Regions from separate parts of the Homo sapiens genome. Here all the other regions are linked to region 6. A link is a contact called in ENCODE Hi-C or POLR2A ChIA-PET data. All regions are on one chromosome and are shown on one strand. Each heading gives the region's core, a stretch centred on a gene start or an enhancer-like site at or near the end of the contact. The rest is flanking DNA. Distances are from core to core; before and after follow the strand shown.

The links. A loop is a pair of places that touch in the nucleus more often than their neighbours do. ChIA-PET counts read pairs that join two places held with the same protein, here RNA polymerase II (POLR2A). Pooled maps may share reads with other maps.
Region 1: a map with no recorded cell type shows a loop between it and region 6 (5-fold over the local background). The contact joins the promoter of C1orf35 here to the promoter of URB2 in region 6. A Hi-C loop is called at or near these places in 3 of 37 single-sample maps with no recorded cell type and 6 of 50 pooled maps.
Region 2: a loop to region 6 is called in a map of CD4-positive, alpha-beta T cell, with 28 times the contacts of the local background. The contact joins the promoter of TSNAX-DT here to the promoter of URB2 in region 6. A Hi-C loop is called at or near these places in 2 of 168 maps with a recorded cell type or tissue (CD4-positive, alpha-beta T cell and naive thymus-derived CD4-positive, alpha-beta T cell) and 8 of 50 pooled maps.
Region 3: a loop to region 6 is called in a map of gastrocnemius medialis, with 6 times the contacts of the local background. The contact joins the promoter of ARF1 here to the promoter of URB2 in region 6. A Hi-C loop is called at or near these places in 2 of 168 maps with a recorded cell type or tissue (CD4-positive, alpha-beta memory T cell and gastrocnemius medialis) and 7 of 50 pooled maps.
Region 4: a pooled map shows a loop between it and region 6 (10-fold over the local background). The contact joins the promoter of IBA57 here to the promoter of URB2 in region 6. A Hi-C loop is called at or near these places in 2 of 37 single-sample maps with no recorded cell type and 9 of 50 pooled maps. POLR2A ChIA-PET finds 5 or more read pairs at or near these places in 1 of 52 experiments (GM10248).
Region 5: a loop to region 6 is called in a pooled map, with 10 times the contacts of the local background. The contact joins the promoter of SPRTN here to the promoter of URB2 in region 6. A Hi-C loop is called at or near these places in 7 of 50 pooled maps.
Region 7: a loop to region 6 is called in a map of CD4-positive, alpha-beta T cell, with 5 times the contacts of the local background. The contact joins the promoter of SNAP47 here to the promoter of URB2 in region 6. A Hi-C loop is called at or near these places in 2 of 168 maps with a recorded cell type or tissue (CD4-positive, alpha-beta T cell and naive thymus-derived CD4-positive, alpha-beta T cell) and 6 of 50 pooled maps.

The regions. Positions count from the first base shown.
Region 1 is chr1:228,101,267-228,105,480 of GRCh38, reverse strand. It overlaps C1orf35 (chromosome 1 open reading frame 35), which reads left to right and starts at 2,156. Exons shown (of 8, transcript NM_024319.4): 1 at 2,156-2,347; 2 at 2,432-2,582; 3 at 2,793-2,838; 4 at 2,921-3,003; 5 at 3,099-3,171; 6 at 3,316-3,401; 7 at 4,008-4,142. The coding sequence starts at 2,254. RefSeq lists enhancers at 1,229-1,948, 1,949-2,669, 2,670-3,389, 3,390-4,110 and silencers at 2,392-2,661, 2,822-2,991, 3,242-3,321.
Region 2 is chr1:231,526,278-231,529,976 of GRCh38, reverse strand. It overlaps TSNAX-DT (TSNAX divergent transcript), which reads left to right and starts at 1,421. Exons shown (of 3, transcript NR_173106.1): 1 at 1,421-1,557; 2 at 2,562-2,639. TSNAX (translin associated factor X) reads right to left here and starts at 1,308. Exons shown (of 6, transcript NM_005999.3): 1 at 1,151-1,308; 2 at 618-722. The coding sequence starts at 1,166. TSNAX-DISC1 (TSNAX-DISC1 readthrough (NMD candidate)) reads right to left here and starts at 1,324. Exons shown (of 16, transcript NR_028393.1): 1 at 1,151-1,324; 2 at 618-722. RefSeq lists enhancers at 552-1,751, 1,220-2,041.
Region 3 is chr1:228,081,442-228,085,619 of GRCh38, reverse strand. ARF1 (ARF GTPase 1) reads right to left here and starts at 2,912. Exons shown (of 5, transcript NM_001658.4): 1 at 2,855-2,912. RefSeq lists silencers at 2,526-2,625, 2,656-3,475, 3,486-3,615.
Region 4 is chr1:228,163,815-228,167,653 of GRCh38, reverse strand. It overlaps IBA57 (iron-sulfur cluster assembly factor IBA57), which reads right to left and starts at 1,850. Exons shown (of 3, transcript NM_001010867.4): 1 at 1,497-1,850. The coding sequence starts at 1,837. It overlaps IBA57-DT (IBA57 divergent transcript), which reads left to right and starts at 2,142. Exons shown (of 2, transcript NR_103540.1): 1 at 2,142-2,180; 2 at 3,162-3,568. LOC124904534 (a long non-coding RNA gene) reads right to left here. Exons shown (of 2, transcript XR_007066913.1): 2 at 2,472-3,504. RefSeq lists a silencer at 1,219-2,258 and an enhancer at 1,363-2,265.
Region 5 is chr1:231,335,864-231,339,634 of GRCh38, reverse strand. It overlaps SPRTN (SprT-like N-terminal domain), which reads right to left and starts at 1,342. Exons shown (of 5, transcript NM_032018.7): 1 at 1,031-1,342. The coding sequence starts at 1,251. EXOC8 (exocyst complex component 8) reads left to right here and starts at 1,783. Exons shown (of 1, transcript NM_175876.5): 1 at 1,783-3,771. The coding sequence starts at 1,890. RefSeq lists silencers at 58-107, 2,179-2,348 and enhancers at 1-730, 1,129-1,328, 731-1,605, 1,909-1,968, 2,009-2,058 and 1 more.
Region 6 is chr1:229,624,746-229,628,574 of GRCh38, reverse strand. It overlaps URB2 (URB2 ribosome biogenesis homolog), which reads right to left and starts at 2,328. Exons shown (of 10, transcript NM_014777.4): 1 at 2,219-2,328; 2 at 816-954. The coding sequence starts at 941. It overlaps TAF5L (TATA-box binding protein associated factor 5 like), which reads left to right and starts at 2,453. Exons shown (of 5, transcript NM_014409.4): 1 at 2,453-2,690. RefSeq lists enhancers at 1,755-1,834, 3,495-3,544 and silencers at 2,025-2,724, 2,815-3,004.
Region 7 is chr1:227,734,165-227,738,030 of GRCh38, reverse strand. It overlaps SNAP47 (synaptosome associated protein 47), which reads right to left and starts at 2,596. Exons shown (of 5, transcript NM_053052.4): 1 at 2,532-2,596. JMJD4 (jumonji domain containing 4) reads left to right here and starts at 2,729. Exons shown (of 6, transcript NM_023007.3): 1 at 2,729-3,019; 2 at 3,215-3,380. The coding sequence starts at 2,758. RefSeq lists silencers at 2,258-2,547, 3,008-3,207.

The sequences.
Region 1 (4,214 bases), core at 907-3,406, 1.5 Mb after region 6:
GCTGCTGTCACAGAGGACACCACTGTGACCAGTGCCCCCAGCTGGGCCTCCACCCAGCAGGCACAGGCCATGCAACCTCCACCCTGGTGACCCCTCCTCCTGTGGCCTACGGCTTGTCAGGCTAATGGGCTCAAAACTGACCAGGTCTTCCCCACAAACCTGGTCCTCATGTTGACAGGTGGCTGCTTCATCCTCACAGTTGCCCAGACCAGAGCCTCAGAGCCGTCCTGGACTCCTGCCCAATGTCCACCTGGCCCTGCTATCCCCTCTCCACCACACCTGACATCCAGTCAGTGGTCAGACTCCACAGCTGGGCCCTGCCCACATGGCCCAAGTCCACCCTGGCCTGGCAAGCTGCAATGGCACCCAGGAGATGATGCCCTACACCCCAGGGAGCCTTCCTGGGAGTCGGCCAGTCACCTTCTGTGTGCCTGGCTGTGGCCTGCTGCTCTGCCCTCGCCATGCACCTGCTCCATGATGAAAGCTCATGCAGTGCCTCATGAGGGAGATGGCAGCCAGTACTTGCTAAGTAGATAGATGAGCCAGACGTGTGGCTGTCTGCCAGCCTGCTCTAACAGCCTGACCCATGGACTGGGTCACTAAGAAACAGAAATTTCCCACAGGACAGTAGACCTGTATTTCATCCAGTTCAACCTGTGGCTGGAATTGCCCCAAAAGTGGTGGCAGTAGAGTTCCCACAAGGGAGTGCCCCACACCATCCTGAGATGGGGCTGGTTAGGATTCTACAGATTGAGCATGCCAGGGTGATTCGCCCAGAGCATTTATTCGTGGGGCTTTTGTACAGAGTGGGCTGCAGCAGTTCTTGCAATAGGCAGTGAGAGAAATGAAGTTCTCTCTAGGTATGTCCGTGGGGGAGGGGGTTGGTGAATGGAATTTATATGAGGGTTTGAGGAATCTGGCTCAGGCTGAGTCCAGTTTCTTTCTGTGTTTTGAGCAACAACCTAGTTACTGTCATCTGTGCCTGGGAACGTTCATGGCTATGGCTCGGGTTCAAGTCTGCAGAGGAAATTATACAGTTGGCGAAGTCACAGAGTGGCCAAGGGACTCTGTTTCTCAGTCAGCACTGGGAATGAAAGTGGAAAGGGGAAGCAGGGGTACGTCACAACCTCCAAAATCAGGGTGCCCAGCACGCTGAGGTTCTGGTAAGGGGTTTCTTCCAGACTGCAGACTTCCTTCCCGCTGCCTTCACACAGTAGAAAGCTGCACAAAGCTCTTGGGGTCCCTTTTATGAAGGCTCTGTCCTCATGACCTAGTCACCTCCGAAGCACCAACGCCTTGGGGTGAGGATTTCACATGGGAGTTAGGGTGCACATTCAGTTTAACACGGCAGGGATAGGACCAGTGCTCTGAGGGTGTCTGGGTAGCTGCTGGTTCATCCAGAAGTTTACTGGGTAATACTCAGAAATTCCACAAATCATTAAGGTCATTACCTTGTTAAGCTCCCGATATGGAATCGCGACTAGCAGTGACCAATTGGCGGTGTTAACTAGGCGCATCTTGTGTGTTTTCTTTTTTCTTTTTTTATGAGACAGGGTCCGCTCACTCGTTCAGGTTGGAGTGCAGTGGCGCGAAGTCCTGGGTTCGAGATCCTCCCGCCTCAGCCTCAAAGCGTTGGGGCTACAGGGGCGCGCGCGCGCCTGGCCCATTTTAACTTCTTATTTTTGAGACAGTCTCGCTCTGTCGCCCAGGCGGGAGTGCAGTGGCGCGATCTCGGCTCACTGCAACCTCTGCCTCCCGGCTCAAGTGATTCTCCTGCTTCAGCCTCCTGAGTAGCTGGAATTACAGGTGTGCACCACCACACCCGGCTAATTTTTGTATTTGAGTAGAGACCGGGTTTCACCATGTTGGACAGGCTAGTCTCGAACTCCCGACCTCAAGCGATCCGCCCGCCTCGGCCTCCCAACTTGCTGGGATTACAGGCGAGAGCCACTCCGCCCGGCCCCGTTTTAACCATTTTTAAACTTCCAGTTCAGAGGCGTTCCCGCGCCCGGCAGGGTAGGCGCAGTGCGCAGGCGCCCAAAGCCGACGTGGAGGTGATGCGCGGGAGCACAGATCCGGGGCAGTGCGCTGCGCAGAGGCGCGCGGCGAAGCCGAGTGGGCGCGGGAGTGACGTCACGGCGCGCGACGCGGAGGCGGGGTCGGGCCTGGGTCCGACGGTAGTGGGTAGCGGGTCTCGGGTTGCGGGTTGCAGGTTGCAAGCCGCAGGCCCCAGGCAACTGCCTTCCCGGCGCCATGTTCGGCTCCAGTCGTGGAGGCGTGCGCGGCGGGCAGGACCAGTTCAACTGGGAGGACGTGAAGACTGACAAGCAGCGGGAGAACTACCTGGGTGGGTGCGCGCGGTGGGCGGGCTCCGGGCTCCGGGCTCCGGGATCCCGGGCGGGCGCTGGACTCACAGCGTCTACGTCCGCAGGCAACTCGCTGATGGCGCCGGTAGGCCGCTGGCAGAAGGGCCGCGACCTCACCTGGTACGCCAAGGGCCGGGCGCCATGCGCGGGCCCGAGCCGCGAGGAGGAACTGGCAGCCGTGCGGGAGGCGGAGCGCGAGGCGCTGCTGGCCGCCCTGTGAGTGTCCGCGGACGGCAGCGGTCGGTGCCTGGGACGGCGCTGCCGGGGCAGGGTGGGGCCGGGGCCGGGGACTGGGGGTCGGGCTGGGCGGGAGCGGGGCTGCGGGGACTCGCGCGGGCGGGACCCTGAGGACGAAGGCTGGAGTGGTGAGGACCTGTGGTGGGAGGAGGTCCGTCCGTCCTGACGCCTGCCCCGGCCCTCTCGCAGTGGCTACAAGAACGTGAAGAAGCAGCCCACGGGCCTGAGCAAGGAGGTAACTCCCCGGGGTGGGGGGCGCGTGGAGGGCCGTGGGTGTGGGGCCGACTCGAGCGCTCCCTGTGCTCTCGCACCTGCAGGACTTCGCGGAGGTCTGCAAGCGGGAAGGAGGCGACCCCGAGGAGAAGGGCGTGGACCGGCTGCTGGGGCTGGGGAGCGCAAGGTGCGGGCGGGTTTCCAGGGGAGGGCAGCACTGGGCTCGATTGCTCGGGTGAGGCGGACCCCTGCCGTACTGTCTTCATCGCCATGTCCCTGCAGTGGCTCCGTGGGCCGCGTGGCGATGTCCCGAGAGGACAAGGAGGCCGCCAAACTGGGGCTGTCTGTGTTCACGGTAATCCCCCGCCCCGCCTGACCGCAGCAGGGGCTAACAGGGGTGGGGCGGGGCGGGGGCACTGAACGGAGCTCCCCGGGGCGCTGCGGGGCGTGGTGTGGGGCCGGCCCGCAGACTCCTCCGCAGAGCTCGCTTCTCCCGCAGCATCACCGCGTAGAGAGCGGCGGGCCCGGGACCTCGGCAGCCTCGGCCAGGAGGAAGCCGCGGGCGGAGGATCAGACGGAAAGCAGGTGAGGCTGTGCCACCTGGGCTAGCTGTGCCCCGGGGTGGGGGGTCTCGGGAGGACCGGAGCGGCTCCCACTCGGGCAGGTGGCAGCTTCTCTTGGCGCACCGGCCCGGCGGGTGGCCTGCCCTACTTTACTTCCTGTCCCAGTTACTCCTAGGTTTTTCTCTAGGGGAGTTTCTCGGGTCACCCTTGAAGAGAGGTCCTAAGTACTGGCAGTGGTCGGGCGCTGTGCCGTGGGAGGGCACTCAGGACCTGGGGCGGGGCCTTTTCCTGCCGTGGGTGGCACCTCCAGGGCTTCTCCTGGATGGTGAGCCTGGGCCTGACCCTAAGAGTGGCCTGGTGGGTGCAGGTAGGAAGGTGTCAACCTGCCAAGGGCACGGCTGGGGTGGGGCAGGGGCGTGCTGTGGAGATGGGGATATTGCATCTGTTTCTAACCCACGTAGCCACTGGCCACGTGACTACGTAACTGAGGAGTGGAATTTGTAGTTTGATTTAACTGATTTAAAGACGCACTTGTGGGTGGTGGCTTCATCTGGATGGGGCCTGCTTGTGTTCACTCTCTTGGCTTGCAAGACTAGGGTCTGAGGCACACCTTGTATCCTCCTTGTAGTTGTGAGAGCCACAGGAAAAGCAAGAAGGAGAAGAAGAAAAAGAAAAAGAGGAAACACAAGAAAGAGAAGAAGAAGAAAGACAAAGAGCACAGGCGGCCAGCTGAGGCCACCTCCTCTCCCACATCTCCTGAGAGGTATGCCCTGGTCCATATCTGCCTCTTGGGGGTGGGGGCCTGGTTGACTCCTTCCGAGTGACTGACTGCCAT
Region 2 (3,699 bases), core at 172-2,671, 1.9 Mb before region 6:
CAAATAGGAATCAACCAGCTAAGCCCTTCCCAGATTCCTTAATCACAGAAACGTAAGGTACAGGATAGTGGATAGACAGGGACAAAAGGAAGAGGATTTTGTTTTGTGTTTGTTTTGAATTGAGGAATAACTTGTCCAAGTTAATATGCTGAGAAAAGGGGACTGTGAAAATATGTGTATATAGATATGCGAGATTCACTAATAGATACAAGCTCCCACTCTGTGCTAAGTGTTACAGTTAAAACAAAGATACCGTCCCTGTCTTCAAGTCTAGTAGAGGAAACAAATACACACTAAATGAAAATATATTTTAGCATATAACAGATGAGTAAATATTATCAGGTACACAATTCTTGAGTATGTGACATGTCAAATATTAATTAATGTTTACTGTTTCTTGTGTTTAAGTCATGTTTACCTGATTACTAATATTTCTCTTAATGGGACATAAAAGTGAAGGCCTTTGTAATCCAGACTTTTAGGGTACATCTAGCGCCATCACAAAACCTCCAGCTAAAGTTTCACATTAAATTCTTAGGGACTGTTTTCTTGCGCATAACCATGGCTAAATAATTTTGTTCTCTCCCCTTCTTCAACTTACATTGCAGAGAACTTACATTTAAAGGCCAACATCACGGGTGAAGATGAATTAACATCCTTCCCTTCTCTTCTTTGGTTATGTGGGAAATTGTCATGCTTCCTTTTCCTGAACCCTCCTGATCCTTATATAGAGAAGAAAAAAAGAGAGGGATCTTCCATCACCAAGAGTTTGCAAAACACAACATAGACAAACCTACTCCTTGCTTTAAAACCAGATACCCACAGGGCCCTCGCCTTAGAGGCTTTCTCCGCAGACTGACAGAGACGCTGCCCAGGCCTTTCCAAGCAAATCATCCAAGTTTCCACCAACTGGTGCTATGATCTGGCATTACAGCAATTACTGAACTAGGATAAAATCACACCTCAAAAATTTAAGAAAAAAGGAGGTGTAAACAGGGCCGATCTGGCCGGGGAGAGAAACAGAGGGGCCGCCCCCGAGTCTACAAGGGACGAAGGCATCCTTCAAGGGTGAAAAGGGGAAAACTGCATAGAAAGACTGGAGAACCTCCCCCTCCGGATAAATAACGCCCCGTGTTGTTAAGGACGCCACCTTCTTTGTTGCTCATGTCGTCACAGCCTACGGTGAGACGAGCGGAGACTGAAGGACCTGGAGCAAGAGGAGTGCGCGAGGTACAGGCCGAGGGAACCTGGGAAAACAGCCTGCAGAAAAACGCTTTGCAGCCGGGCCGACTACAACGCAGTGGCCGGAAGTCTCCTCTCACGTACTTCCGGCCTGCGTCCGGAGGGGAGGGGAGGCCGTCGCCGCTGGCTCCGCCCACCGCGTGGTCCAAGGACCACCACCCGCCACCGCCGCGCGAGCGTACTATTGCGGCCGCCCTCTGCTGCGCCTGAAGAGAGAGGCGACTCTACAAGCCTCACAGCATGCACTGTTACTAAAAAGACGATGCGTCCTCCTGGACCTGAGATCTGTGTGATCGTGGGAAAGCGACGAAAAACGTACGTAATTTTTTTCTGAAGGCACCTTCGGGACACCTTACCCTTCCCTCAGGGGGGCCCAGCTTCGCGCGCGGTGCTGTGGGGGTTGTAGTTCCTCCGCCGGAGCGGGACCTCCGGTGCCCCGGGCCAGGGATGTGAGAAAGAAGCGAGCCCTCGAGTTTCCTCGGGGCATGTGGGAAGGTTTTTTTCAGGATCCAGGCAGAACCTTACAGAGCTGGGAGTTTTTTAACTTTCCATTCCTGGCAGTGACGCCAGGAGCTTTAAGTGATGGAAATATGCGAGTCAATCAGTGGATGGTGTTAGTACTGTTTTCTCTTATGAAGATCAAGCCTGCCCTTCGGGTCTACTTCCACCTTTTCCCCCTGCCCGTCTCCCACCGTCTCCCTCCTCTCCACTGGCTCTCAGAAGCCGGACAGCCTGTGTTCAACTTGCCTCCACGGAGTGGTTGTGTGACCTTGATGAAGCACGCAACTTCTCTGCCTCAGTTTCCTTATCTGTAACATAGGGATAGAATAGTACCCGCCTTGTAGGGTTATTTGAGGATGAAAGGAGTTAAGTCTCGTGAAAACGCTCTTTCACATATAACTGCTCAATTAAATATTAAATACCATACTCCTCTCCCACCAGGGCTCTCCCAAACAAAATGATAGACAGGTGAGTAATAGCAGCTGTGTTCCACTAAACTGTGGGCATTTCATTATGAGCAGGTGCTGCCACCATATCTAGACTTTGTGCCGCCCCTTAGCCCCAGTGCTTCTCAGCGCTGTGATCCGGTCCCATGTAAGCTTCCGTCAATGTTTGTTGAAGAATCATGTTCCTGGTGTCAGAATAGGTAACTAGATGGCAATTCAGCACCGTCTAGAGAGAAACTCAGGCCAAGGCTTCATAACTGGGGTGCCCTAGGCCTAGTACAGAAAACACAAGTACATTTTAAGCTTTCTCTAAATAACCTCTCTATTGTGGTCATGTGTTGAACACACAGTCTTTTCTCCTTGTTAATTTAGGAACAAAGGAACAGTAAATGGAGTAACTTGGCTAGAATATGGCAGTAACTACAAGGCATGTTCTGCTCTGGCACGAAGGTAACCACCACTCATACCTCTCCAGCCCTGTGAATACGTCAATTGACTAAGCAGATTCCTTGAGGATAAAGTAGGCTCCTGGGGACCTTGCTTGTTGGGCTACTTGCTTTGTGGATGTTAAACAGATAATTCTCATGAGTTTGAGTGACGTCTGATCTACCAGTATTCCCCCTACTCTGATTAGAAATGACTTGACCATGCCAAAAAGAATAAAAGACAGCTCTGATACAAATGTAGCCATTTTAATGTGACTCCCTCTAGATCCAAGGAAGCCAGTACTTACGAACATTTTCAGAGTCAATACTTACTGTACTGTACCATAGTCGAGGAAAAGGGTATTTTTCCTAACTCTCCTGGAGTAGCACATCCCAAGATCTCAACTTTCCAAAACCTGGATCAACTATATTTCTTTTCTTTCTCCAGCCACCACTCCCCTAGCCTGTTCAACTACAGCTATGTTACCTGAACTGCTTTCCACTCTTTCCCATAAATGTAATGATTAGAACACTAAGTTTCATAACCTGTAATGACTTCTGAAAGTATTTAAGGGAGGTGAATCCCAGGAGCACTTTCCCAGCACTTATTTGCATATGCATTTACCCCAGGCCTCCCCAGGTGTTCCAACTTGTAGCTACTCCTTTGTCAGGAAATAGATTTCAACTTCTGTAACAACCTGCATCCCTACCTGGTCTCCTTGTTTTATTGCTTCAGATGCAAACACATAGTTTTGGTACTTGGCAAAACAGTTTTTTGTTTGTTTTTTAAAGGAAGACAACCACCCCAAGTCAGGGAGAGGAAGGTAAAGATTTTTAGTAGGATCTTACCTCTGATGTTGTTTTTACTTGTTATTGTTGCTTTTTTTTTTTTTTTTTTTTGACACGGTTTCACTGTCACCCAGGCTGCAGTCCACGGCTCACTCACTACAGCCTCGACCTCCTCGGGCTCAAGTGATCCTCCCACCTCAGCCTCCCAGGTTGTTGGGACTACAGGCACATGCTACTATGCACGGCTAATTTTTTTTTTCTCTCCATTTTGTGGAGACGGGGTTTCGCCATGTTGC
Region 3 (4,178 bases), core at 1,663-4,162, 1.5 Mb after region 6:
CCACCCTTCCCAGTCTGTTGGCTGACAACCGGCTGCAAGCCCTTGTTACCACTGTGTGAGAACCAGGAAACCAGGATTAGTCAAGGACTTTATGGCTTATCAGCCAGCCTCACTGTCTCCCCATCCCTGTAGGTGGCTGAGTGACAGGACCCTGGGGGAGGACCTGAGAGCCTCCTGGGAACAAAGAGCATCCAGGACATGTCTGTCAAGTCGCTAACAAGGTCATCTGACCCACCTGAGAATGTGAAACTACCTATCTGGACGGTGCGGCAGCTGCGCAGCTGTAAGGCAATAAATGCAACTATGCCTTAGAGAGCTTGTAACAATCACAGGAGAATATTAACCTGAGGATGAAGGCAAGTCCTGGAATCCCAACATGAAGGGGCCAAATCTTTTCCAAAAGACCACTTCAGACGCTACGGGCAGAATGCCCCTACCAACCATCCACGCCAATGAGGAGCAGGCACAACACAGAAAACACAAGTTCTCATAATTTAAGATCCCCACTGCGAGGCCTTTTCGTGTTTCTCTCCCAATTATCTTTGACAGTGCACTCTATTTCCTTTCACCCTCTTGAATTTACGGAGGTGAAAGGTCAAGGGGAGAGAATGCCTATGAGAGACAGTATGGGCCCGCCAGCCCAGGCTGGCTGCAGCCTCTTGCTCAGGAGAATGGTCACAGCTCAGGAAGAAGTGTGTAGGAAAGCTTGGTGGAGCCTGGCCTGTGAGTAACAGCAGGTTTAAATACACCAAGGAGACATTTAATTTGAAGAATCTAAAAAGAACTGCTTCAGTTCTCTGAAACCATGGTCATATACTACTCCACGTGTGAACTTGCACAAGTTTTTTTCTCTTAGGTCTACTTCCATGATCACCGCAGCGGCTGACAGTCCATATTAAATTCTACTGAACTGAAAAATGAAAGGTCAAATGCATCTTCCTATAGTTTCAAGCCTGTCTGGTCCGTAGGGGCAGATGAGCAGTTGAAGATGTCTGAATGTCCTCTCCATATTGTGCAAGAGGTACAGCCCATAGCTAGACCACATGATGTACAAAACCAGAACTGTGAGGGGCACAGAACCAGTTTTTGCTTTTCACTCACAGTCATTGTGTGACTCAGCTGTTGTCCAAACCAACTGTTTCAAATCTTTTTCAACTAGCAAATCCGAAAATCTGCCTCACAGGCAACAGCATATTCCTACTGCTGCAGTGATTTGGATTTATTTTCAACAAGATACGCCTGAAGACAAGTGACAGCTATTCTCCAGTCTACCAACATGTGAAAACATGGACAACACACTCTAACAATGTGTCCAATGAGATGTGTGACTAACATTTACACTACTCAATTCTTCTCAATTTTGGACCCAGCTAATAGTACGGCATTTCAGGACCTTATGGTTCTGGCTACCTAGGCAGTGCTGGTGAAAATTCAAATTAAATGAGGACACCATCCATGCGGTCACACGTGTTAGACAATGGCTAACGCAACAGCAGAGGGCCACAGGGGCCGCACACAACTGCACCGCGGCATCTCACACTCCTCCCAACACACTGCGGAAAACGCCAGAACCACCAGCCTTGCAACAGCCGGCAAAGAAAACTGCTGACCACTAGTTCTGAAACAAGAACTACAACTGCCCACTCCAACAGGGGCAGTGGCACCAACTCTACAGCTCTCAACTAGGCGGCGACTTCGGGGACCATCCAAAGCCTCCGACCTCCCTTCTTTTCCTGCCCGCGATTCCGAGTGCATTTCTGCTCAATTCCTGCAAAGCAGCAACTGGCTGCCTGGACTGAAAGGGAGTGCCAGGAGGTGCCGTCGGAATGGTTATTTAACACTCTAGGTGCGCACGGCTGTCCAGCCCCAATCTCACACGCCGTAACCACCCAGGCTGTGCTCCGAGAGAGCGCTGGGGCCGGCCTCTGCGGCCTAGAGTCTGCGAGCAGGTCGTTCCGCAGGCAGGTTAAAGATTCAGGTAGGTTAAAGATTCACCAGCTCAGAAGAGGCCTTCTTATCTACTGCCGACAACGTCAAGGAAACCACCCTGGAGTTAAAGCGAAGATCGACCGGCCCTCTGGAGGCCACCGGTGCCCTGAGTGCTGACCCCAAATTGCGTCTCACTGGTGTGAAGGGAGGCACTCTGGGCTCCCCCGGAGGTCCACGCATTCCGTTCAGCAGACAGGGAAGGGCACGGGGTTCCTGTCCACCTGCCCGCCCGCTCTCACCACCCCTGACCCGGTACCGTCTTCACAGCAAACACGAACTGGATGGAGTCGGGAGGCGAAGATGCAAGCCCCCACCACCTACATGACCTTGACGGCGTCTCAGGCCGCCCGAGCCTCAGTTTCCCGGTCCCCGAGGCGGGGGTCCGCCCGGATGCCGCTCGCTCGCCTGTACTCGGGTGGGGGAGGCCCCACGACCCCCACCGGCCCCCGCGGCCGCTAATCCCAACCGTCCACGCGCGGGCGGCCTCGGGAAACGAGAAAGGCAGAGGCGAGGGAAGCAGGAAGCCCAGGTTTCCTGGAGAAGAGCCCGGCGTCCAAGCGGACTTCCGGGCGACGGGCGGGGGCAGGGACAGGCAGAGGAGGACAAGCGGCCGCGAGCGACTTCGGGAACCTGTGAGGGGTGCGAGGAGCTCACCGACCCGCCCGTCCGCCCAGCCCCGACTCCGGCCGGGCCCCAGCCTCAGCCCGGCCCGTCTGCGTCCGCCCCCGGCCCGGCCCTGTCGCCGCCGCCGCCGCGGGGGTCGACGTGCCCTTCGCGAACCTCAAGTCGCCCCGAGGCCAGTCCCCAGCCCCCGCCGGCTCCAACGTCTCTGCGGCCCACACCGGCCCGCGCCCCTCGCCCTCACCTCAGAGGCTGCTGCTCCGAGCCAGGCGTTGGTTTTGCTCCCACAAGATGGCGGCTCTGACGGCGGCCACGTCAGCGCCTCCGGGCGCGGGGCACGCCGGGTAAGGGGCGGAGACGCCGGGAACTCCGCCCACCGTGCGCCCGCGACGCAGGCGCGCTGGCTCCGGTAGGGCTGCAGGGGGCGGGGCCGGGGACACCCTGCCCCGGGCCGCGGTCTTAGCTCGCGCGCACCCTAGGGGCGCGCACCCGTCTGCGCCTGCGCCTGTGAGTCTTCCGCGAAGACAGCCTGTGGCTCACTCCCGCCCGTTTGGCGTATTTGGAGACTGAGGCCCGGGGGGCTCCTGCAGCAACTGGAGCTGCGGGGCTGGTTGCCACCTTCCTCCTCCCACACCCGGCAGTCACCGGGAGGCCTCGGGGACTGCGTGAGGACGGGGGTGCGAGGCGCCCCTCGCCGGGGTTGGGGTTCCTGGCTCCCAGGCTGCGCGGGTCCACGTGCCCCGGCCCTGTGGAAACCTGTGGCACTCGCGGGGCCACGGCGGAAGGTCCGAAGGCGGGAGGCTTGCTGTGTCCCCGCACTGGCCTCGGCGCCCCGGCGGCCGCAGTGACGCGCGGGCTCATACCTGGGCCCGGAGCAGACGCCGGGGAGCTGGCCGCAGATGAAGCAAAGGAGGAGGTGGCCTGGGGACCCCGGGGTGAGGCGGGGGCCGTGGGGGTGGGGCCCAGGGTTGGGGACGGCCGCCCAGAAGGGAGGTCACAGTGGTCTCTAATGAGCTGGCCTTTAAGCTGAGATCCAGTTGAGGCGGAGGAGATCCCGCTCTCAGGCACCTGAACAGAGGACCGTTGCAGTCCCTCTGTGTTCCGTGTGCTGGAGGCCTGGCTCTGCCCACCACCCTCAGGTCTTCTTGCCTCTTCCCTTGTGCTGCTGTGAGGGGTTGGGCTTGTGGGAAAGTGTCCCTGCAGCACAGTGCCCTGGGTATTGTGGAGGTCGGGAATCAACCTGATTTGTGCAGGCCGAGGCCCGGGGGCAGGGCCTGAGGGGTGGGATCACTGGGCCTGGCCCAGGCCTCCTGCGCCCCTTTGCTGCCCCCATCACCTACGTTGCTTGCCCCTTGGGCAGGGCGTCCTCACTGCCTCTGGAGGCTGCGATGGGCAGATCTCTCCCCCAGGGCTGCACCTGCGGGGGCTACGAAGGTCCCCAAAAGCGGTGACCCTCCTGCCCCCAAATTTAGTCCCTTTTTCTGCCTGGGGCTCCCTTCCGAAATCTCACCTCTGTGAAGCTGTGGCAGGGTTGTCTGTTTAGGGGAAGGACGTCTCCCACCCTACAG
Region 4 (3,839 bases), core at 601-3,100, 1.5 Mb after region 6:
CGGGCACAGTGGCTCACACCTGTAATCCCTGCACTTTGGGAGGCCGAGGCGGGTGGATCACCTGAGGTCAGGAGTGTGAAAACAGCCTGGCCAATATGGTGAAACCCTGTCTCTACTAAAAATACAAAAATTAGCCGGGCATGGTGGCAGGCACCTGTAGTCCCAGCTATTTGGGAGGCTGAGGCGGGAGAATCTCTTGAACCCTGGAGGCAGAGGTTGCAATGAGCCAAGATTGTGCCATTGCACTCCAGCCTGGGCAACAAGAGCAAAACTCCGTCTCAAAAAAAAAAAAAAAAAAGAAGCCCCAGACCACCTGGAATCCAACGGGTGGGGTTCCCAGAGAATTTTATTATAAACACCGGCAATGGGCTGGGTCTGACCTCAGGGCCGTATTTCACCAACTCTGGTTCTAGATTTAAAGAGCCCACTAAGTGCCCAGAGATGTGATATGGAAAAAGCCCAAACTAAGACACATCAGCATGACATTTCACGACATCAAGAATAAAGAAAAGCTTCTGAGAAAAACACAGTTCACATACAAATAAGAACGGCACCAGACTTCTCAGAAAAGCTGGCAGCGAGAAAACAAAGTTGTGATGTGAACATTGTCGGTGACAATTTCCAAGCTAGATTTTTACACCCAGCCAGGATATCAGGTAAAGCCACTAGCAGAGACACAATGAGTCCAAAAATTCACCCCACGTAGCTCAGGAAGTCATTAAAAAGGTGTCCATCCCCTGAAACCAAAACACAGGAGTAAGCTGAAGAGAACAAGAACCGGGTCCGCCATAGCAGGGACAGCAGGCAGGCGGCCGCGAACCAGATCCACTCCACCGGGCGGAGGTTTCAGGGATCCAGGTCCCTGGAAGCTGGGCAAGGGAAACCCAAGGCTGTAAGCAGTCAAGGCCCTGACCCGGCATGAACATCACTGACAGTCGTGATGTCAGCACAGATGACTGAGCCAAATGCCAATGTGACCAGCTATGGGGAGACACAGGGAAACACAAGGTAAACAGAACTCGGGAGTGTCACCACAAGCTGTCACTCAGAAACACAGCTCTGCCACCAGGCGGGGCCCCTGAACCCCTTGTCCCTGCGGAGGGAGAAGGGTCACCAGATGGCCCACTTGGGAGGTGCCCACCTAGAGACGCCTCTGCTCTGATATGGTGGGCTGGCCCCCAGGCCTCCCCTGGATGAGTCGCTGACCCATCCCTGGGTGTTGAGCCAAGCCCTCCTCTGGGTGCCCTCCCCCGGGTGCTGGGCCCTGGGTGAGCTTCCCCTGGGTGTCCATCCCAAGTGGAATCTCCTGGGTGCCTGACCCTGAGTGCCAGTCGCTGGCCCACCCACCCTTGAGCTTCCACCCCATCCCGGCCCTCCCCGGGTGCCCACCCCCCACGCCCTCTGCAGGCCCCGGGCGCCCGCCCTGTCCCTGGGTGCCGGTCCCTGGCCACTCCCCTGGGTGCCCGCCCCCGAGCGCCCTCCCAGCACGCGCTCACCCGTACAAGATGACGTCATAGAGCGTCCGGCCCTGCACGTTCAGGAAGTGGGCGTAGCCCGCGCGCGCAGCAGGCGGGGCCCCCGCGGCCGCAGGACTCGGAAGCGGCAGTTCATTGGTCAGCAGCCCTAGCAGGAAGGGCGCCGCGTCGGGGCCACGCACGCGCAGCAGGGTGCGCCCGTCCAGCCGGAAGCAGGCCCAGGCCGCTCCGGCCGTTGGGTCGCCACCAGGACTGCAGGAGCTGTGGGCCAGGCGGCACCTTGGGGCCGCGCGCAGCCGCCAGCGCCAGACCGGGCCGCCGCGCCCCGGAGTGGCGCCTCGAAGCAGCGCCGCGGTCGCCATCTTGGACAAGAGTGGGGCAGCGGGAAGGGCCCAAGGAAGCGGGAGGGGCGGGTGCCACAGCGGCCCCTGGCGGTGGCCGCCGGAGGGAGGCGGGAAGGGGCGGGCGCAGAGTGCGTGCGTGAGGGGTGAACGGAACGTGCGTGCCTGAGGGGCGGAGCAGCGCCGGTTGAGGCCGACTGAGAGTGCGTGCGTGAGGAGCAGGGCCTCCCGAGCTGGAAGGGGCGGGCGGGGCGAGCGTGCCTGCTGGGTGGGTGGGGCATGCGTGTGGGGCGGAGCATCGTGCGCGGGGTGTGTTTCGGGGCGGGGACTCGGCCTATCCGTCAGCACGCAGGCTCCACCCTCGGTAGGTAACGAGGTTTCTGCCGGCCTCTTAAGCGCCATCCCATGTCCCATTCGGTGGCCTTCCTCGTTTTCACCCACCCATGTCGGGCACCGTCACTCATCTCGAGAACCTCTTCATCCTCCCAACCTGAAACTCCCTGTTAAACACCCACTCCCGAGGCCCTGGAGCTCCCATTGTACCTTCTGGCTCCATGAGCGTGCCTCCTCTAGGGACCTCACAGGAGCAGAATCCTACGGGATTTGTCGTTTGCGACGGCTTATTTCACTCAGCATAGTATTCTCAAAGTCCATCCACGGTCTAGCATGTATCAGCATTTTATTTTTATTTTTATTTTTATTTTTATTTTTTGTAAAGACAGGGTCTTGGTTATGTTGCCCAGGCTGGCCTCAAGCTCCAGAGCTCAGGCAGTCCTCCCTCCTCAGCCTCTTGAGTAGCTGGAACTACAGGCGCTAGCCACCACACCAGCTAATTTTTGTATTTTTTTTGTAGAAATGGTCTCCCCATGTTGTCCAGGCTGGTCTCAAACTCCTAGGCTCAAGCGATTCACCGGCTTTGGCCTCCCAAAGTGCTGGGATTACAGGCGTGAGCTACCGCACCCGGCCGCTTCCTCTTTCCTACCAGTTCGCCAGCGTCCACGTGTGGCTGTTGTGTCATTTTTTTCATTTGCTGGACCATTGGGACTTCAGCTGCAGGTGGCAGGAGGCTCCATCCCCAAGTGTCTCCACGGATAAGGACAGGCACCATCCAGCCCACAACCCCTCCGCACCCCTAATCAGTGTGACATGATGAGACACAATCACAGCTTCAAATCACATCCTTGGTAACTTCTGCTTTTTTCAGGCCAGGGTCACCCCCATCATGTGTCTATAGTCCTCTTCAGTGCAGGATTCCAAGCTCCCCTGGAGCCCAGCCTGTCCTCCCACAGGACGTCCTTCCAGACCACAGGACGTCCTTCCAATAACTCTCGTCCTCTCTTCACAGCTGAACTCACAGAGGACAATTTAGGCAGGAACCACACACTGCTATGACATATCCACCCCACCGTGCTTTCTCGAGGAGTGATGTCCCATACCCCCTGCTGAGCAGCCCTGTACAGTGGCCACTTTCCCTGGTAGTAGGTGACACATCTACAAGGTGGCCCCAGCAGCCTTCAGCCCTAGAGTCTGACTGCCCTGGTCCAAGCCATCCCTGCCTTGCTGGCCTCCTGGGGCCCATGCACCCTGTTGACATTCCCCTCTCCACTGCCCTCCACTCAAAGCACCAAAGAAGACTTACTCAATGTGTCCTTATGGTGCAGAGTCCCAGCAAGCAGAGGTCTTTGTATCTGTTGAATAAAAAAATTCCTCATGATGCGTAGTAACATCAGTGAGGAAGACTGCACCAAGGCGCATCATGTGGTGTGGGGCCCTGCCTGGCGGCCTTGGGGGAGATGGAGCTCAACCCCAACACAGCAGGGCAGAGGGTGGAGAAGCCGAGGAGCAGCGTGGGGTCTGTGGGTGGGAATGACTAAGGAGACATCAGGGCTGAGGGGTCTGGCTAAACCCACCTCACAGGGTCCTTGCTCTAGGCAGGCAGGGTGATCAGACGTCACCAGGTGATGGTGGAGGATGAGGGACCTGGTTGGATGTCATCGAGGGTGAGATATCCAGGGTGTGGGGT
Region 5 (3,771 bases), core at 93-2,592, 1.7 Mb before region 6:
CTTGCATTTCACCTAATTAATTAGTTACAACCCCCGCGGGCGCCTCCCGCGATGGCTCCGATCCCCGCCGGGCAAGGAAGGAAAGCAGCGTGCTCTCACCACCCTGCTTGAGAAGGTGGAAGGCTGCAGGCACCTGCTAGAGACGCCAGGACCGTACCTGGTGTACAACGGGGACCTAGTGGAATACGATGCGGACCACATGGCCCAACTGCAGCTCCCCTTGCCCTAGCTAGGCTGCAACAGCTCAAAGGCAATCCTATTCTGCTACTCCCAGTCTCCTTCCGACAAGTTACAGTTCGGTGTTATTAACAAGCAGATATCTCCAGTAGCATATCTCCAAAATCATAACAGACGCCTGTATAAAGGAAATTGGTACTTTAAACACAATTTAATATCATATCTTAATTTGTTTGACAGTAGGTTGTTTTCTATCAACTCAAAAACAAGCATGCTGGGATACAACTGTATCTTAAACTTAACCCTGTTCACGTGCAGGAGTAGATTATTATTTCAAATAGGGATTTCTGAAATTTAGCGTGTAGAAAAAGAATCGTTTTAAAAGCATCACTGAAGATCCCCAATGCAACACACGAGCTAACTAAAGTGGGTTTCCTAACGGGAATAGAGGAGGAGAACACACATCCTTTGGCAGTTACTCTGCGTCCTCAGCACTTTCTTAGGTGCAGATTTGGTTGCTTCTCCCTTCTGGGTCCTACAGCACTATCATAAGGCAAATCAGGAACTTGTTATTTTCAAGTGAAGTGAGATTCAAATAAAAATCTCTTTTTTGTTACGGCCCTGAGTCCAACCGTGGCGGTGTGGTCTACACAGCTTTCTTATTGTTCGAGTGGGAGAAAAGGTAAGGAAGACAGAAACACGCCGAGGCAGGAATTGCCAGGTCCAAAACCAGACTCCCCTCATTTAACGCCCCCTGGGACCGTCGGACTAGAGAAAGGAGAGAAAACCAGGGCCGGGGGCTGCAGGAAAGCTGCCAGTCCCGCCTCTTTCCCCAGCGGGGCTCGGAACTCACAGGGTCATTCGCACGCTCCACTTCACCTCGACGGCCTCCAGCTGGCCCCAGAAGAATTGGTCGTTAAACTGAACAAACAGTGCCTGCAAGTCCGGTGTGGGGTCCACCAACTCCCACGACGCGTCCACTAGCGACAGGGACTCCTGGGCATGATCGCGCTCCGCCTCCTGCAAGTTCCACTCCTCCTGAAGCCGCAGTGCCAACATCAAGTCATCATCCATCGTTGCCAGGATCACAGGCGGGGTCCGCCGGCGTCAGGCTGGCTCCCCAGTTACGCCGCGACCCCAAGCCGCCTAGCCGAGGACCAGGACTAGCTCCTAGGAGATGCCGGCTCTCGAGACGGCCCGTCAATCCCGCGAGAGTTCGCGGAAACGCGCTTGAGAACGAGAACGGAGCTTACCCCAAACGCCGAAGCCAAGATTCTAGGGCTTTAAAAAAAGCAGTCAGCATGACACCTCCTAGTGGGCGCAGAACCTGGGCTCACAGGGCTCGGGCCCTACGAAGCTTTCAGGAAGCTAGTTTCAGCCTTTACTCTTTGCCGGTTATTTCAAACCTCAACGTCACGCTCGGTTCATGCGCAGTACCGAAATTTCTCTCGGCCTCTCCCTCCCCTCACTTCCGCAATAGCTCATCTTGCGCATGCGCTTTAACCGATGGCATTGCTGCGCAGGCGCAATGTCTGCGCTCGGCCCACTTGCGCAGGCGCAGTGTCTGACGCTCAGACCCGGCGCAGGCGTACTCGTCTCGTTCCCATTCCTGCTTCCTCAGCCCAGGAGCTCGGTTGGCCTTGGGTGGGTCTAGACAGCCGCGGCGGCTGCGGCGCCGATAGTGACAGTGAGTGCGTGAGACCCGGAGAGAAATGGCGATGGCGATGTCGGACAGTGGGGCGAGCCGCCTGCGTCGGCAGCTGGAGTCAGGGGGTTTTGAGGCGCGGCTGTACGTGAAGCAGCTCTCGCAGCAGTCGGATGGGGACCGGGACCTCCAGGAGCACCGGCAGCGCATCCAGGCGCTGGCGGAGGAGACGGCGCAGAACCTGAAGCGCAACGTCTACCAGAACTACCGGCAGTTCATAGAGACGGCCCGCGAGATCTCCTACCTGGAGAGCGAGATGTACCAGCTCAGCCATTTGCTGACCGAGCAGAAAAGCAGCCTGGAGAGCATCCCGCTTACGTTGCTGCCTGCCGCTGCTGCCGCCGGAGCCGCCGCCGCCTCTGGAGGGGAGGAGGGAGTCGGTGGGGCGGGGGGCCGAGACCACCTCCGAGGCCAGGCCGGCTTTTTCTCCACCCCCGGGGGTGCCTCCCGCGACGGCTCCGGTCCAGGCGAGGAAGGAAAGCAGCGCACTCTCACCACCCTGCTTGAGAAGGTGGAAGGCTGCAGGCATCTGCTGGAGACGCCGGGACAGTACTTGGTGTACAATGGGGACCTAGTGGAATACGATGCGGACCACATGGCCCAACTGCAGCGGGTGCACGGCTTTCTCATGAACGATTGCTTGTTGGTGGCTACCTGGCTGCCTCAGCGGCGTGGGATGTATCGCTACAACGCTCTCTATTCCCTAGATGGTTTGGCCGTAGTCAATGTCAAGGACAACCCGCCCATGAAGGACATGTTCAAGCTGCTTATGTTCCCCGAGAGCCGTATTTTCCAGGCCGAAAATGCTAAAATCAAACGAGAGTGGCTGGAAGTGCTGGAGGACACCAAGAGGGCCCTCAGTGAGAAAAGGCGAAGGGAGCAGGAGGAGGCAGCGGCCCCTCGAGGGCCACCCCAAGTGACTTCCAAGGCCACTAACCCATTTGAGGATGACGAAGAAGAAGAACCAGCTGTTCCTGAGGTAGAGGAAGAGAAGGTGGACCTCTCCATGGAATGGATCCAGGAGTTACCTGAAGACCTGGATGTCTGCATTGCGCAGAGAGACTTTGAAGGGGCGGTTGACCTGCTGGATAAATTGAACCATTACCTGGAAGATAAACCTAGCCCACCTCCTGTAAAAGAACTAAGGGCCAAAGTGGAGGAGCGAGTTCGACAGCTCACTGAGGTGCTAGTTTTCGAACTCTCCCCAGATCGTTCCCTGAGAGGTGGTCCGAAGGCTACTCGCAGAGCAGTTTCGCAACTGATCCGGCTGGGCCAGTGCACGAAGGCCTGTGAGCTATTTTTGAGAAACAGGGCAGCCGCTGTTCATACTGCAATTCGTCAGCTTCGCATCGAAGGTGCCACTTTACTCTATATTCATAAGCTGTGCCATGTCTTCTTTACCAGCCTTCTCGAGACTGCAAGAGAATTTGAGATCGATTTTGCAGGCACTGACAGCGGCTGCTACTCTGCCTTTGTGGTCTGGGCAAGATCAGCCATGGGCATGTTCGTGGATGCTTTTAGCAAGCAGGTGTTTGATAGTAAGGAGAGCCTCTCTACAGCAGCTGAGTGTGTAAAAGTGGCTAAGGAGCATTGCCAGCAACTGGGTGATATCGGACTGGATCTCACCTTCATCATCCATGCCCTTCTGGTGAAAGACATCCAAGGGGCCTTGCACAGTTACAAAGAAATCATCATTGAAGCCACTAAACATCGCAACTCTGAAGAGATGTGGAGGAGGATGAACTTGATGACGCCAGAAGCCCTGGGTAAGCTCAAAGAAGAGATGAAAAGTTGTGGGGTAAGTAACTTTGAGCAGTACACAGGGGATGACTGCTGGGTGAACCTAAGTTACACAGTGGTTGCTTTCACCAAACAGACCATGGGCTTCT
Region 6 (3,829 bases), core at 1,079-3,578:
GATTTATAAGCAAATGCAGCTATCAATGGACTTTCAGAACCTAACTTCTGTAACTTAATTCCCAATGTGTTCATTAATGCATATACTTAGTTTGTAATATAATGTCTCCAAACAAAAGAAATGCTAAATTCGGTGGGTTCATTTATTTTAAAGAGACAAGGTCTTGCTCTATCGCCCAGGCTGGGAGTGAAAGTGGCACAATCATAGCTCATTGCAGCCTCAAACTCCTGGGCTCAAGGGATCCTCCCACCTCAGCCTCCCAAGTAGTAAGGACTACAGGCACATGCCACCATGTCTGACTAATTTATATACATATATAATATGTATATGTATAATATATATACATATATAATATGTATATGTATAATATATATACATATATATTATATATATTATATACATATATACTATACATATACTATATATATTATATATATATTATATATGTATATATACATATATATACATATATAATATATATAATTTTTTTAAGAGATGGGATCTCATTATGTTGTCCAGTCTGGTCTAGAACTCCTGGCCTCAAGCGATCCCCCGCTTTGGCCTCCCAAAATAGAGATGACAGGCATGAGCCACTGTCCCCGACCTAAATGAGGTTTTTTAACAGAAAAAAAAAATGTATTAATGAAGTACCTGACTCATTACTTTTTTCATTGACATTACATTTAACTTCCAACAAAGTTCCCTCCCCAACTTTTTCTCTATTTTTTTATTTTAACCAATTGTCAATATCCAAATTATAAAAGTGATAATTATCTTGACAGACTGTAAAAATATGAGTTTCACATTAAACTTACTTGTTCTTTATTTGGAAGAAAGCACTGGTGAGAAATCCAAGCAAAGTGAGCTAGTTTTAGTTTATCTTCCCAGGAAGTTGTCTTGCTTTTAAGCTTAAGGGAAATGCCAGAATAAACAGCAGCCATGGCTAGGCTTTATCTAAAATTTAAAAACAATGGGAAAAAAAATACTATAACAATGTCAGACTGAGCAGGCACCAGAAAACCAACAGTATTGCAGTACTGTATCTTGTTTACCTAATATGTATTCTTTTAAAAGTTTTTAATGAATCAACAGATTTGTCGGGGTAAATCTACATACAAGATGCTTGACTCCAGAATTTTCTGGGGGAAATTCAGACAAAAGCAAGCAAAAGATGGACTGCACACACAGAAGATGGACTATATGTATTCCAGCTATGATCAAACATCACTTCCACAAAGGTGAGTGTTCAGGAATTCAACAAGGCCAAAATCAGTGATTACATTACTTGTGGAAAGAGTCATTCATACATGGTTTCAAATTGAAAGAGGAAAAGATACATAAGCAATATCCGGAGAAAGTAATATGTCTCCAAGTGAAAAAGAAAACCCCAAAGGAATACAGTTATTTCAGCTGCAACAGTAACCTTCCACTAACACTTTTATTCAGTCGTGTATAAATTTACAACGCACATACACTTCAAAAAAGACTCTACAAGAGATACTTGCACAAGGAAAAGACTAAAAATAGAAAACAAAAAACCATGAAATCTCGGGGGTAGCAAACATACCAAACACCTACAGTTACTATTAAACTGGGTAAACTTGGCTTTGAGTTTCCTAAAAGTTATAGTAAAAAGGAACGTTAAGACGTTTTCATTTTAGAAATTAAGTTATCCTTCACTCTACTGCAGAGAACAAGAACGTCAAGTGCTGTCAGTTTTCCTATTTTGTCAAAATGTCCAAAACGAATTCAACGATGCCTGACTTTCTAAGTTCAATACCATAGAACCGCCATCGCGACAGCTACAAAGTGCATAACAGGTGTTTGCTGAACTGGCTACAAAGACAACCGAGATGCTCTCCCCGGCTCCGCCAGAGTTCGGCTCTCCGGGCCTCCAACCGCCCTTACCGGGCAATGCGAAGTCCAGGGCGGACAGCACAGCCCTGCCAGCACTCCCTGCCCAGCAGAAAGAGACCAAGCAACAAGAACCAGGGGAGAGCAGCTAGGAGCCAGGAGGGAGTTCGCCTTCGCGAATGGAGCGTGCCGAAGCCGCTCCAGCCCAGAGTCTGCTGGCGGCACCGGAACTGGGCAGGGTTGGGGGGCCCCCCATCTGGGCCCGGCCTTAGGTAGGGGGATCTCCTCTGGACCAGCCCCGGGTGGGGGGACTCACCTCGGGACCTGGCTGCCCGCAGGGGCTGACCGCAGGTGGGGGACTCACCTCGGGATCCGGCCCGGTAGGGGGCTCAGCTCGAGACAGCTCCGGGTAGACAGGGGAGGACGGCGGCAGCGGCGGCGGCTGCTGTCCCGGTGCGGCGGAGGCCGCTGTACGGGTCCCGCGTCCCCACCACGTGGGACCGGTACCCGCGCTCCTTCCGCCGGACGCCGGCGGCGCAGCGGGGAGGGGCTGCACGCACGCCAGGCGTCGCCAGCCGAGCGCCGAGGCGCCTCGCCCATTGGCGGAGACGGTTGCGCGTTGGAGGCCCGAGCGGCCCAGCCCGCGGCCCGCTCCGTGTCAGTCAGTCATGGAGCGGCCGCCCAGAGCGGCGGCGGGGGCGGCGGGGCGCGGGGCGCGGGGGCCCAGCTGAGCCGGCCGTCGGAGTGAGACCCTGCGGCAGAGACGACGGAGGCGGAAGCAACCCGATCCCGGAGGCGGCGGCGGCGGGGGGAGCCGGAGCCGCCTGGGATGTTCAGTGAGTGCCGGGAGCACGGGCGGGGAGGGCCGGGAGGGTCGCGAGGCGCGCGCGCGCGCGGGCGGGCGGGGGCCGGGGCGGTGGGGCCTCGGCGGGGCGCGCCTTGGCTCCCGCCGGCGGGCGGTGGGGGTGGGGCGCGGGAGGCGGGGCTGGGGGGCGGCGGGCGGCTCTGCGCGGGCGCGACGGCCGCGCCTCCGCCCTCGGCCTCCCGAGTCCCGGGCTGCGGCCGGCGGCGTGGCCTGCAGTCGGCGGCTACACCTGGACTGGCGTCGCGTTCCTGCGCAGGGGTGGGTCCTGCGGGTTGGATGCCGGGCTCGGGGAGGAGGTGGCGGGCGCCCGCGGGGAAGGTATCCCAGTGCCCGACAGCCAAGCAGGGAGCACGGCTCCACAGCTCCTTTGCATGTAGGGGAAAAGGAAATGTCTTTGCGGCGAAGTCGGGATTCAACTTTGCACATGGTGATCGTGCGTGGGTGGGTGTGGAGTCGATCTCCGCGTGTGACACGGGGGAGCCAGAGTTAGACTAGCTGCTGCAGGAGAGTGCTTACCTGCAAGGGTGTCTCTCGGGGCTCGTTGCCTCATGACAGCAAGGTAAGGTTGGTGCGCCCATGGTGTGGGACGGGTTCACCACCTCCAGCTCGCGAAGCTGCCAGGCTTTTGAAAATGTATTCGATAAGGCGTTGGTCCGAAGTGAGTGGATGGTTAGAAACAGTGGTGTCATTTTAGACTTAGCGGAAGTGGAGTGCAGGAACGCTACATGCAGTTCTCCCATCAGTTGTGAAAGTCGTTGTAATGCGGATCTCGCAGTCTTTGTGGTTCTGGGATCAGAAGGTAAGTGCCAGTCCCATGCAGTGTCTGTCTTAAATTACTGTACCTAAACTGACCTTGCAGATTGGAATCTCGGAATGGTGACTCCTGCTAACAAGCAGTTGGGAGCTGTGCTGAGAGGAACATTAAGTGCGGAGCGTGTCTTATATCAGGCGATTCAAGTGTGCCAACACCTGAGTTGGGGATGTAGGGGAGGACACGGAGGCTGTGCCCCAGTTCCTGGTCACAGCTCTACTTGGAAGGGGGAGTAGGAAAGGGAGTTTTGTGCTTAATAGGTTAAATGCATCTGGCCACATCTTTAAACTTTGGAACAG
Region 7 (3,866 bases), core at 1,347-3,846, 1.9 Mb after region 6:
AAAAAACAAAAAAACCAAAAAAAACCAAAGCAAAAAAACCCCAGTCATCTCTGGACGGAACTGGAGGTGATTCTTTCTCTGCAACTGTAACTTCTCCAGACATTCTGATTCTCTAGTGTAAAAAAAACCCCAATAAACAATTGCATACCGTGATCACACAAGCCACAATAGGGCTGACTAGGAAGGGACCATAGCACGCACTGAATCACACAATCCCCAAAACAACTCTCCGCCTCCTGTCCCTGCCCTCATATCCCACCTTTACCTGGACTCAGACTCCCAAAACTCACTTTCCTCCTAGTCCTCCCTCCAACTCCTCAGACCTTGGTCCTCCCTCTTCTGCTCCTCCCTGTTCTCCTGGGTAAACCTCACACCCCTTGGAAAGAGTCTTCCAGCAAGGCTCAGAGCCCCAGCACTCCTAGAACCTCCCATATCCCCACTTATAAGAGTAAATAAAACAACATTTCCATTGCTTCATAAAGGGAAGGCAGGTGCCCCTCTCCCGCTTAGGATGCCTCTGTTTGGTCTGGAATGAGATAGCCCAGTGTCCAGATTTTACAAGACACAGTCATGGTCTGATGGCCCCTAGAATGTCATCAGACCTCCAAACCTAACTCAAAGGCCTCGCACTGTGTGCAAACCAGCACAAGCTGCCTCTCATTTCTCTGGGAGAGATGAGCGGTTCTAACTGTTCCTCCTTCCACCTCCCTGTCAAGACGCCTGGGAAATGCTGCCCAGACTCTGCACTCTCTCGCAGAGCACCTATGTGCACACAGCCTGCCAGGCTTCGGGGGCAATAAATCTGCTATCTTTCCTTCTGCATCCATGTGGGTAGCTTTGAGCTGATTTCTCCAGCACACCAAGACATACATCACATAGGGTCCCCCATGGCCCCACTTTCGTGTCCTGGCCGAAAATCACAGAGTACCCTGATCCCTCTGTGCCCCAACCACAGGTTTTCCCCACCAGGCTTCAACCCAATCCAGGGCCTTTAACATTTCCAGGCATGGAAGAAAGTATCTAGGTTTACTACAAAGAAAACGGCCTTGGCCCTGAGCCAAATTCCTGAAACCTTCCTATAAACTCCATAACCCACACCCCTTCCAAGAGACATACCTAGGGAGGACATCCCTTTTCCCTTACTGCCCGTCTCGAGGACTACCGCAGCCCACTCTATATGAAAGTTCCCCTAACAAAACCTCTAGGCAGGGCCTGGCGCAGTGGCTCACACCTGTAATCCCAGCACTTAGGGAGGCCAAGGCAGAAGGATTGCTTGAGCCCAAACGTTCAACACCGGCTTGGGCAACACAGAGACCCTGTCTCTACAAAAAAAAAAAAAAAAAACAAAAACAAAAAAACAAAACTAAGCTGGGCATAGTGGCTCATGCCTGTAGTCCCAGCTACTTGGGAGGCTGAAGCAGAATTAAAGAATTCATCAAGCCCAGGAGGTGGAAGCTGCAGTAAGCTGTGATGGTGCCACTGCATACTGTCTCAAAAAAAAAAAAAAAAAAAAAAAAAAAAAAAAAAACTGCTCTGGGCTTACCATGCATTTAGCACTTCTTTCTTTGGTATCCCAACTGGTCCCACCTGAGGATAGTGTGGGGAACTCCCTTGCCGCCACTTTTGGGGTAACTCCAGTTGCAAGTTTGGCAAAACACTCCTCATGTCACTACTCCGATGTCCTCCCACTTCAGCCCTGCTCATGTGTACACAGCCCCAAATCCCTACCCACACTCCCACCACACCTTCATTTCACACCCTCCCTCATTCCCCACCATCTTCTCCAGACACCCGTCATCCCCTGGGGCCCCTTGCCATGCCCTCCAGGTCCCCTGTGGGCCCCATTCGCCCATCTAGGTTACCCTGCCCCCTCCAGCCCTCCCACCATTTTCCTCCAGGTCCCCACCATCCTCTCTAGATCCCATGTCCCCTCCAGGTGCCACTGATCCCTCCAGGAACCCACTGTCCCCATCCCTTCCAAGTGCTACCGTCCCCTCCAAATCCCCACTGTCCCCTCCAGGTCCTCAATGTCCCCATCTCCTCCAAGTGCCACCGTCCTCTCCAGGTCCCCACCGTCCTCTCCAGGTCCCCACTGTACCCATCCCCTCCAGATCCCACCGTCCTCTCCAGGTCCCCACTGTCCCCATCCCCTCCAGGTCCCACCGTCCCCTCCAGATCCCGTCTCCATCCCCTCCAAGTGCCACCGTCCTCTCCAGGTCCCCACCATCTCCTCCAGGACCCTACCATCTCCGCTAGATCCCACCATCCCAGGGCCCCCCAGCTCTCCCTCTGGGTCCCACCGTTCTCTCCGGGTCCCATCATCCCTGGGCGCCCCCGCACCGCCGCACTCCCGCCCCCAGAACCGCCTCTGTCCCCGCCCCTCTCCCAGCGCAGCCCGCATACCCCCCACCCCCCGGGGATGCGGGAAGGAGGGCTCGGGCTGTGTCAGCCACAGCGCGCGGACTGAGCCGAGGGCGGACGCTACGGCTTGGCTTGGGCCGGGCGCCCAACAGACCAACACCGTCGCTCACCTGAGGGACGCCAGACGAGTCCCAGAGCCGACCGCGGCGCCTCGGCCGCTCGGCGCCTGCGCAGTGAAGACCGCGGCGAGCCGCGCGCATGCGTGCAGGCCCGGAGCCCCAGGCGCTGGCGGGGCAGAAACGCGGCGCCCTGCGTCTTCTGGTTCCGAGGCTGGTCCTCACCGTTTCCGCTCCGGCGGAAGTGAGGAGGAGGGTCCTTCGACCCGTGCTGAGCTGGATGGACCGCGAGACGCGCGCCCTCGCCGACAGCCACTTCCGAGGCCTGGGGGTCGATGTCCCCGGCGTCGGCCAGGCTCCGGGCCGGGTAGCCTTCGTCTCGGAGCCGGGCGCCTTCTCCTACGCCGACTTTGTGCGGGGCTTCTTGCTGCCCAACCTGCCCTGCGTGTTTTCCAGCGCCTTCACGCAGGGCTGGGGCAGCCGGCGGCGCTGGGTGACGCCCGCGGGGAGGCCCGACTTCGACCACCTGCTACGGACCTACGGTGGGGCGGCGGCCGCAGACCCCGGGCGGGGAGGAAAGGCCGGCGGGACCCAGGCCCGGGAGGCCCCCGCCTAGAGAGGGGCACCAGGGAGGGTGAGGGAGGCCAGGCGCGTGGCCCCTGGAGAGTTCCTCTGCAGACGGTTTGGAGTGAGGACGGGGCCCAGGGAGATGGCATGGACCGTGCCTTTCATTTCAGGAGACGTGGTTGTACCAGTTGCAAACTGTGGGGTCCAGGAATACAACTCGAACCCCAAAGAGCACATGACTCTCAGAGACTACATCACCTACTGGAAAGAGTACATACAGGCGGGCTACTCCTCTCCCAGGGGCTGTCTCTACCTCAAAGACTGGCACTTGTGCAGGTAATGGGGCTTGGGACGCACCGAGGCGCTGCCTTCCCTAGCGCTGCGTGAACCCAGAGGCCTTTCTGATGAAGGTGGCCCCTGGGTGCACAACGGAGCTATTTTTCCCCGTGAGGCACTTTAATCAGTTTAAAAGAAACTGGATTGTCTTCCGCATGGCTGCAAGTGTTGTTCTTTGGGAGGTCAATATGGTTTTTTTTCCTTTTTTTTTGAGAGAGATCTCCTCAGCCTCCCTAGTACCTGGGATTACAGGAAGGCGTCTCCACTCCCGGCTTTTTTTTTTTTTTTTTTTTTTTTTAAAGAGACTAGGTTTCACCATGTTGCCCAGGCTGGTCTTGAACTCCTGAGCTCAGGTGATGCATCCACCTCAGCATCTCAAAGCACTGGGATTATAGGCATGATCAGTACTTTCTAATAAGCAGAACCATTGTAGTCAGACTGCCCCGCCCCCTCCCCCGCCAGCAGCGTCTGGCTCAGAGGAGGGTC